2 separate regions of the Homo sapiens genome follow, and region 2 is linked to region 1. The links are chromatin contacts, found by Hi-C or POLR2A ChIA-PET in ENCODE. All regions are on one chromosome and are shown on one strand. The core of a region is the stretch at or near the end of the contact, and the rest is flanking DNA. Distances in the headings are between cores, read along the strand shown.

Region 1 (5,196 bases), core at 1,858-4,357:
ACAGTTTTGATAGATATTACAAAATGGTTATCTGGGAGATTTCACTAACCTACACACTTCCAGCAGTAATATATGAAGTCACTATTCTCCTACACCTTGACTAATACTATGTTATTAAACTTTCTGATTTTTGCTAATCTAATTGGTAGAAAATGGTATAATTTTAATTTGTATTTCCATTTTTAAAATAACATTGATCATATTTTAATATATTTAAGAGCCATTTGTATTTTCTTTTTTCTAAATAGTCTATGTTCTTTGCTTGGGTTCTACTGGGATGTTGGTTTTTTAAAAAATTGATTTATAAAAACTCTTTAGGGAGTTTAATCATTGATTTATGAGTGGCAAACATTTTTTCTCAGTTTGTCATTTTTCTTTTGGCTTTACTTAGAGTATTATTTGCCATGCATAACTTTTTACTTTTATGTTGTCAAATTTATCAAAATTTTAACTACTTTGATAGTTAGAAATTCTGCCTTGGATTCTTCTAACACTTTTTCTTCACATTTAAATTTTGTTGTATCTTTTAACACTTAAATCTTCTCTGAGATATGAATTTCCTTTTTTAGGTCATTTTCTGTTATATTTAATTATGTTTAAAATCTTGCCTATTGCCTGTGTGCTTCTCAAGGGCAGGAAACCTGTCTTTTTCATGGCTGTGTCCTGAAAACCTAGCACAATGGATCATATATAAAACACTCTCAGTAAGTATTGATACCATATGAAATAAACTTTAGGCCTGCACTGGGTTCCAAAGATAAAGGCACTCTTTCTGACATCATCTGGGAGGAATTTGTTGACCACGAACAAAGAAGCTACATTTTGAACAAGCATGTTTGAAACTCTAGAACTTAAGGCTCAGCAATACAGAAATATTTTTGAGTCTTTTTTCTCCAGCTATATTTACTGTCTACCATGTGTGACTTCTCTCTCTTCTGATGCTAATTAATTAATACCCCACACGCCAAACCCTTATTTACCACCCTGCACACACAGATCTCCATTAGAAGTCTGGAATGTTGATGGTTGGGTAGGTATTTTAACCTAGCTTAACCTCTATCACAATAATTAATTTTAATTGCTTTTCACCTTGGTTACGTGATCCCCCAACTCCATGGAAATGATATAACCTTGTAAAAAATAAAAAATAATAATAAAAATCTTGACATGAGCTTCTTAAAGAAACAGACGTGAGATTTGACTTTAGCATTCAGTAACCAAAGGTATAAGATACCCAAAACAAAGGAAATGTGGTGCTTTCACTGCTTGTTTTTAGTGCTGCCACTTCTCTCCCAAGGAATGTCGCTGCCTTAAACTCTGTTCTGTGGCAGATACTTCCTGCCCCTATACATCACCTTCAGATGTACTATATGATCAAGATCTTTACCATCTGGCCACTCCTCTAGCTCTAGTGTTCCAAATGGCTTACATTTTTAATGGTTCTTTGTGATCTCCCTGATATAGAAATACAGGTATGCAAGGACATGTGCACTCATAAAGAGTCTATCTTCCTTCTTTGCATTCCTGTGTGCTTTAGCCAGAAGAGATGTTTTAGGATGGTGGTACAGTGAGAAATTTATGAAACAAGGGCCACTGGGCCACCAAGATGACTATTTATGGTTAAGTGGAATCCAAAAGGATGATATGGGGTATCTCTTTCTTTACAAGTAGTAGCCACTGCCATTGAACAAATATTTAAATAATACAAACAATTGTTAATAATTATTTAGCTCCTCTTAAATGAGTCACGTGTCCCCTTTCCATGTATAAAAACCGTATTTATACTTTGTGTTTCCCTTGTGCTACTCAAAAGATCACAATAAAAACATTCTCTTGAAAAATTTACTTAGTTTATTTCACTGACTTAAAAAAAATTTTTTTTTACTGCATTTTATGCTAGATTCACACATTTCACATGGTGGTTGAACATATAAGGAAAGATATATTTTTACCACGGCTTGATAACATTTCTTCAAGATGCTATCCTCACAACAGATTATATTTATTCAGAAAATTTGAAGTGATCTATTTGAAATTACCTCTAGTAGTTTGTTAAAATGTAACAGATCCATTTATAGACTTTTAAAAGATGGAATTTTTATAAAGGTACAGTTGTTTGTTTGTTTTTTAGACAAAGTCTTGTTCTGTCACCAGGCTGGAGTGCAATGGCACGATCTTGGCTCACTGTAATCTCCACCTCCTGGGTTCAAGCGATTCTCCTGCTTCAGCCTTCCGAGTAGCTGGGATTACAGGCGTGTGCCACCACACCCAGCTAATTTTTGTAAAGATGGGATTTCACCATGTTGGCCAGGATGGTCTTGATCTCCTGACCCATTGATCCACCCACCTCAGCCTCTCAAAGTGCTGGGATTACAGGCGTGAGCCAACACGCCTGGCCAAAGGTACAGTTATATGTGAGTTATACAATAGATTCCCAATAGGGTAAGACCCTGGGGGAGTAACATCACTAGAATCCGATGTGTCCATCTCAAATAGTTTTTTACTGAATTGATTATGTCTCAATAATATTTTGGAATCTTGATAAAAACTTACTTGGCTAAAGTATACCATTAATATAAATAAACAATATAAATATAATATAAATAATATAAATAAACAATGGTATTTACCATATTACCTTTACCATGTGTATTTGTATCCAAAACACACTCATTTATACCATATCAAGGCATAGCAACTCCAGTTTGTTTGAAGAACATTACTTGATAAACAGCAACGAAGACAGAAGAGTTGATGGAAATTCTGATATTACTACCACCTCCTTTCCCTACTATTGCCCTTGTAAAACACAGAAATAGTTTGTTCATGTGACCAAATTGAAGTCTTCTTTCACTCAGGAATATAGAATATCCAACATGCGTTGTGGTGCTTTAAAGATGGTCAAAATTCTTTGACATTATCTCATCAAGAGGTGGTGTCAATGTCCTTCTTTCCCAGAATCTGGGTGGGCTCAGAGACTGCTTTGACCAATAAAGCATAGTGGAAGTAAAACTGTGCCAGTGTCTCGGGCTCAGGCTGAAAGAGACTGGCAGCTTTCACTTCCTGTCTTTTGAAAGTCTCTTGAACTTCGGACCTGGGGGAAGCCAGCTGCCGAGTGAGAAGTCTGACTATCCGGAGATGGCGGTGAGTATAGAGAATTTCTGCTAGGTCTCCTGTGTTTCAGCCATCCCAGCCCAGGCACCACGACACATTATCAAAGGACTATCTTGGACCTTCTCATCCCAGCAAACATCCAATGGAGAAGAATGAAGACTCCAGGCATATGATCCCACTCTAGCCATCCCAGGAGCCCCCAGCTATCCAAACAACTACAGCTGTGGCCAAAAACATCGTGTATCAGGGACAAACTCTCTGCTTATGGCTGCTCTAATCCTTGACCTACAGAATCATGAAATTTGTGGATACGGTCATGATCTTGATTTTGGCGATGGTTTCACAGGTGTGTACCTATGTATGCTTATCAAAGTGTGCACTTTAAAATGTGCAGTTTATTATATGTCAATTATATATAAAGCTGTTCAAAAATTTAAAAATAATTGTTGTTTTATACGACTGAGTTTTCAGGTGGTTTGTAATATGACAATAGATAACCTGAACATGCACTTCCTATGTTTTATGTTTATTTCTTCCTGATATTTATTAAAATAAAAATATTATTAAAATACAAACTTGGCATATAAAACTTTACTAGGTATATTAAGTACTTTTTTTACAAAATTCAATTTGTTTTTATTAAATGTCTATAATCTAGACTATAGATTATACAGTCTAGATTATAATCTAATCTATTATATAGATATAATAGATTAAATGAGTTGGCTTTAAAAAATCACATTATGGATTATTATTGATAATATTAGTATTGTTTTTTACTGAAGTGAATTTCTTACCAGAACAGATTCTAGGCATTTGCACATTCACTCTTAAGTTTCTAGATCCAAGTCCATTCCCTAGAACATATTAGATATTCAATAGGTGTTTGGTAAAAATATAAATGAAATATGGAATAAAATCTAAACCTTTTCTTTTGTTTTAATATCTTTATCTAGTATATCTTAGTTTAAATGTATTGCAAATGATTTCAGGACACCAGTGTCTACCTGAGCTAGATTGCTCTCAAGTTTTAGTTTAATATTCAACCAAAAACGCACATTATAAAACAATGTACCTTCTTTTACAAAAAGTTTGCATGTGATGGAGCCAGGTCCCTTTGAGTCCAGCACCTAAGTGTCTAATCACTAATTCATCCTCGTGACCCCAACAGGAAATAGCATGACCTCAAGTCTAACTGACAGGAATGAGACCTACAGAAGAACAAAAAAGGAAGAAAAGTTAATAATCTTTTTTCTGTCCATTTTCTTCTTTATTGTAGGTCAGATGTACGTGATGGTTACCATTATAACTACATACTATGAAAGATTAATCAGTGGAAAAAAACAAGTTAAAGACACACAAAAAACTTCAGAGAATCAACTTCTGGTCAAAAAAGCCCTCCTTTAGCCAACTCTAAACCTCATTCAACCAATATTCTCTATAGTCTTAGAAAGCATTCAGAAGACATAATATTTTTTAAGGACTTCAAGCAGCAAATGGCAGAAGTGACAAGAATTGAAAATAGAGGAAAATTTTGTTTTGTTTAAAGAATTCTAATTTTAATAATGGGAAGTATGCATCCATATTTATGCCAGATTCATATATATGAAATATATATATATATATATATATATATATTTCATGTAAATGTACTTTTGCTAATGAAATAGGAATTCAGGACAATAAGAAGGTCTAGAGGAAGCACCCTTTATGAGTAATTGGTTTCAATGTTCGTATTCTTGATCTAAACAATAAAAAATCAAAACTGCATTTTCTCAATGAATATGTTTTTCTCTGTTTTAAGTCTCAAGAAGTTATGGTAGAAATGCTTTACAGAAAATATTTTTCAAGCCCGGCATGGTGGCTCATGCCTGTAATCCCAGCACTTTGGGAGACTGAGGCAGGCAGATCACTTGAGGTCAGGAGTTCAAGACCAGCCTTTCCAACATGGTGAGAACTTGTCTCTACTAAAAATAAAAAAAAAAATTAGCCTGGCATGGTGATGCACACCTGTAATCCCAGCTACTTGGGAGGCCGAGGCACGAGAATCACTTGAACCCAGGAGGTGGAGGTTGCAGTGGG
Region 2 (5,196 bases), core at 851-3,350, 690 kb after region 1:
GAATTCTCATGCACACATGGCCTGATGGAAGCATTAAATTCCTAGACATCCCAAAGTACCTTCCTTCTTTGTGTTCAGACTCTGCAAGATTTCCATATTTTTTTCAGAAGAGAAATGATTTTTTTTCAATTTCCAAAATCCTGGTGGTACTTTAGCATGTGAACCAGGAGAATGACATAAAGGCAGCAGCCCTTCATCATGTCTTGTGCTTTATTGTGTGCTATGTGGCATGAATATAATCTTTTTTTTTGTACTAAATTATAAGCATGTTTCCTATATAGGGAAATATGCAGGCAAGAAGACATTTGAAATAGCTGAAGTAAAGAAATACAGGCTGGGCTCAGTGGCTCATTCCTGTAATCCCAGCACTTTGGGAGACTGAGGCGGGTGGATCACCTGAGGTTGGGAGTTCGAGACCAGCCTTAGCAACATGGAGAAATCCCATCTCTACTAAAAATACAAAATTAGCCGGGTGTAGTGGAACATGCCTATAATCCCAGCTACTCAGGAGGCTGAGGCAGGAGAATCACTTGAACTCAGGAGGTGAAGGTTGCAGTGAGCCGAGATCGCACCATTCACCATTGCACTCTAGCCTGAGGCAGGAGAATCACTTGAACTCAGGAAGTGAAGGTTGCAGTGAGCCGAGATCGCACCATTCACCACTGCACTCTAGCCTGGGCAACAAGAGCGAAACTCCATCTCAAAAAAAAGATAAAAAAAAAAAAGAAAAAAATATAAACGTGACACAATGAATCTAGCATAGATGTGGAGCTGTGGCACACAGGAGGAGCCTCAAGATGTGCAAGGAGTCCCCAGGAGCCACACAGCAAGGTGAAAAGCTTCCAGGAGGTTTTCATTTCAGCAGCACTGCCAGAAAACATCTACCATCCCAGGCTTTTTTTGTGAAATTATAACTTCAAATTCCAAGCACCTGGGAAATTCCCAGGGGTTGAGCTGGAACAGCTGTGGCCCAGAACTCCTCTTGCAGTTCTCCAGGAAGAATACTCTGTCCTGAGAATCTGAACTCTGGAATAATCCAGCTCTTCACCATCCCCACATCTGTCCCCACATAGTCAAGCATGACAGCAAAATAAAATCCACAAAAAGGGGACATGGATGCCACTTTGAATCTGTGGTCACTCATCCTTAAGGGGCTTTTAACACTGCATAGAAATTCTAATGAGATTTTTTGTTAGCTTGCTTCCCCACTCCCTGAAATGGCAATTTAAAATATTTTCTACTCAATTCACATCTGCAATTTTCTCTCTTCTCATTCTCAGCAGATGTCCTACCTCAAAGAAAATTAAAAGAGAAACCATGAAAACAAACCAACTTAACTTCCTGACATCATAGCTACAAATCTATTTGCTTGCTGCTTCCCTTGTCTTCTTCTCTGCTGGTACAAAGTGATGGGTGTCCTTTTTCCCAAGTTACTTCTTGTCTGGATATACTCACCAGTCTCCAGGAAGCAAAGCTGGGGCCCTGCCCCACTGTGGTCTCTTCCCTGGATTACAGAAGAGGCCCTGTCAATGGCACCTTGGCTCTTGGCCCACCTTCTGTCTTGGCCCTCTGCTACACTTTCCAACTTACAAGCAGAGTGCACGTGTCAAGCCTAAATGGGGTTATATAATTGCCCTCTGCTAAACCTTCTGGTATGGGCTGAATTGTGCATCCCTGAAAAATTTATATATTGAATCCGTAGCCCCCAGTACCTTAGAATATGACTATGTTTAGAGATAGGCTCTTTAAAGAGCTAACTTAGTTAAAATAAGGTCACTGGGATGGGTGGCTCCTAATCCAATATTACTAGTATCCTTATAAGAAGAGATTATGACACAGCTGCATACAGAAGGAAGACCATGTGAAGACACAGGGAAAAAGACAGCCATCTACAGGCCGAGGAGAGAGCCCTCAGAAGAAACCAACCTTGCTGGCATCGCAATCTTGGGCTTCTAACTTCCAGAATTGTGATAAAATAAATTCCAGAATTGTGAGAAAACATTCTTGCTGACATCATGATCTTGGGCTTCTAAATTCCAGAATTGTGAGAAAATGAATTGGTTCAGCCACTCAGTCTGTGGTACTTCGTCAAGGCAGCCCTAGCAAAACTCTTCCACCTTCTAATGACTTTTAGTCATCTCTGGAATAAAACCCACAGGCTCTAAGAAGTTTCTAAGGCCTAGGATGATCTGACTGACTCTTGCCTCTGGTGCCTCAGCCTTAGACACTTCCTGCCTCTCTCTACTCCAGCCACACTAGCCTCGGTGCAGTTCCACATACATCATCCTCCTTCGTCTGGAGCCTCTGGATGTCCTGTTTCTTTGGCTTGGAATCCTCCTACCTGCTCATGCTACTTACTCACCTCGTCAGTAGCACCACCCTTCAAGTCTCAGCTTAAACATCGCTCCTTAGAGAAGCCATCCTTGTTCCCTTAGACTAGGGAACAAGGGAATCTGTGGTAATTCTGTGGTAATCTTCCACAGAATTTTGTACTGGTAATTTACAGCCCTTATGATCCTCCAGTCACTTGGTCAACATATCTCTTCTATGCAAGATTGTATCCTCCAGGTCTCAGGAACCATTTCTGCTGTATCTGTGGTATATTTGGTGTGGTATATATGTATTTGAATGAAGCCTCAGAATGAACAGGCTAACAGTTGCCAGGATCATGACCATTCTGGCAGGAAAATGGACAGAACTGCTTTGGACACGGTAGTAGTAAGATTTCCCCTGATTATCAAAATCCAATTAGGTAGATTTTGTAGCTGAAGTAATGAAGTGATTACCTCTAGAATAATTTGTTAGTAATTCAATTCAGTTTATGAGGCAAAGGTTATATTTTTATTTTTTCAGTCAACTTTAGCAAATGTTCAGAATTTTTGGACCAGATGTATAGTAGGTCTAATTCATTTTGGGATACATATGAAACAATTATATGAAGGATTGATTTTATATTATCACCTGGAATTTCTGACCTTTACAGAAACTGCCAAAGTGTGTTGGAGTTTGAGCCCCATCACAAGACATTTAGCAATGCATATGTTGTTGTGACTGGAAATTGGGTTTGCTGTTGCCCTTCATCTCTGCTTCATAACAGTGGGTGGAAGCCCTTTAAAAGAAGCATTCTGAATTTTAAAGCTCTTTTCTTGTGCTGTCCGATAGGAGATGCCAATATTATGAGGCACTAGCATGCAAGTGTGGAGGGTCCACTTTTTGTAGGGTAGCCCATGGCTGCTAGGAGAGGTATTTTGTAGCATGTGTGGACTTGGTTTTTGTGGCGTGAAGAGAATGGGTATAACACTGATAACTTGCCAAGAGAAGCCTATTTTATGGTGCTTTTGTGATAAGTACAATGGTGCCATCTATTTGTGACTGATATTTTTTAATGGAGTTGACTGTTCCTGAGTGGTCCGAGGACAAAAAGAATAATGTAGCTGGGCATCATTTGCACATTTATTTACATGTCAGGGCTTTTGTTCAAATTGTGACTGAAGTCTATTTGTAGAGTCAGGCATAACAAAGTAAACCTCATTGAGATTCACTTCAGGACATATCCAAACAAACAACATCTTCATTCTGAGCCCATCCAAATGTCTGTAATTTGGTAAATTACTCATTCTATTTGAATGCATTAGTCATCATTTATGAATGCCAGTGAAATTGAATGGACTTCCCTCAAAGCTCTATAGAACTTTTCCATCGTGCTGCAAATGCCTGTTTTTAATTTTTTTCAAGACATATTTTTTGTTACATTTTAAATTTCTGGCTCATATGCCAAATAAGCATCCAAAAAAATAAAGAATCATGTCGAAATAGCTAAATGGGTCTTTGTAAAATGACTTTTTTTCTTTAGATTTAAGTAGATTAAGGTCACATCACAGTATGTGAAAATGCATAAACCTTTGTAATCTTCAGGTTTAATCTTTACTATGAAGTACTTTGGGAATGTTAGTAATCTTCAACATAAACAGCTGTCAGAGGGAATCAAATAGGAAGTGTTTTAAGGAAGACAATGCCTCAAGTGCTAACCCCCTTGAAATTTTTTTTTTTTTTTTTGGAGTGATGAAAGCTTTTTCTTGAGTATATTGGTTAATAGCCAAGAAAGATGGGGAACCTTGAACAGAAAGACCATACAGAAATTTTCTGATGCTTTGACATTTTACGTTTTCTTTAAAATCAAATGGCTCTAGTAACACAGCAAAAAGGGGAATATGACATTTTGACATTCATCAGGTATCTGTGGTACTTTTAAGTTATATCGATTAAACTTTCCTATCCCAACAATTTTTTTATCTGCTTATGGAAGCTATCAGTCTTTATAATGTATTGCAAATGCGTGATGAAGACTGAAGATAAAGAAAAGCTGACCCTTGAACTTCTGAGTGTATTTATGTAATTTCCTAAATTTTGAGTAATCTTGGCAAAAGAGATGTCCTGAGTTCTTTTTTACATTTATTTAAGGCAATGGTATCTATAAACTATTATTGCTCAAATGTCTAGGATTCTTTTAAATGTAAAAAGGAGTGGTTCTTCTTAGGAAAGGATGATTTTAACTATCTTTGAAAATTTCATAAATCAAGAGCAGATTTGTAAAATAAAGTGTTAACAAGTGGTTACAGGTTTAGTTTTCCAAAGATAAACTTTTGTCCTTCTTATTTTGTGTCCCAGAACCTTCCCTATTCTCTCCATTGTCAATGCTGGTTTTTCTAAGAGGAAAAAGCTGACTATTCGTTTAGAATCTCTGTGCAAGATTTCTTGTTAGATTGATCCATTATATTTCAGCTGTGTACATGCTGCCCACCTTCTCCATGCATTCCTTGTATTTTAAATCCTACAGGGCTTTCTTTCAATACAGGAGATATGTCTCCCTTTTAGTTATTTAGACTTGAGGATGATTTGATTCATGAGGATGTATATACTTTGTGTTTTTAAGTGTGTGTGTGCAGCAAATATTTATCAGTGTGCCGTATTTCATCTTGAAATTGAAAGACTAGATCATTCTTGGAAGGGATATTAAGCTTCCTTATGCAAGCATTTTTGCACGCTAATGCTTCAAGGCCCAGAAAGAAAAGGGAATGAATAAAGTGGTTGTGGGCAAGTGGCTAGAGAGCACTTGCCTTGGCTTAGGGCACCAGTATCTATTCAGCTGCAGTCAACTGCAGCCACGCAAGAACAGTCCCAGTGTTGTTCAACTAT

The links. Hi-C counts contacts between places; a loop is a spot of excess contacts on that map. ChIA-PET counts read pairs that join two places held with the same protein, here RNA polymerase II (POLR2A). Pooled maps may share reads with other maps.
Region 2: a map with no recorded cell type shows a loop between it and region 1 (4-fold over the local background). The contact joins the enhancer-like site here to the promoter of MROCKI in region 1. A Hi-C loop is called at or near these places in 2 of 168 maps with a recorded cell type or tissue (GM12878 and endothelial cell of umbilical vein), 8 of 37 single-sample maps with no recorded cell type and 5 of 50 pooled maps. POLR2A ChIA-PET finds 5 or more read pairs at or near these places in 1 of 52 experiments (WTC11).

What each region holds. Positions count from the first base shown.
Region 1 is chr6:113,871,258-113,876,453 of GRCh38, reverse strand. It overlaps MROCKI (MARCKS cis regulating lncRNA promoter of cytokines and inflammation), which reads left to right and starts at 3,107. Exons shown (of 3, transcript NR_038863.2): 1 at 3,107-3,460. LOC124901382 (a long non-coding RNA gene) reads right to left here and starts at 3,049. Exons shown (of 3, transcript XR_007059716.1): 1 at 2,631-3,049.
Region 2 is chr6:113,181,280-113,186,475 of GRCh38, reverse strand. All of the region lies in intron 1 of LOC105377955 (a long non-coding RNA gene), which reads left to right. The region is part of intron 5 of LOC105377953 (a long non-coding RNA gene); the gene reads right to left. Among named protein-coding and RNA genes, the nearest start is that of LINC02518, 250 kb to the left of the region's middle. Within about 2 kb of position 2,100, at least 4 of the 41 ENCODE cell types and tissues checked have a DNase peak (open chromatin) inside an H3K27ac peak, as active enhancers do.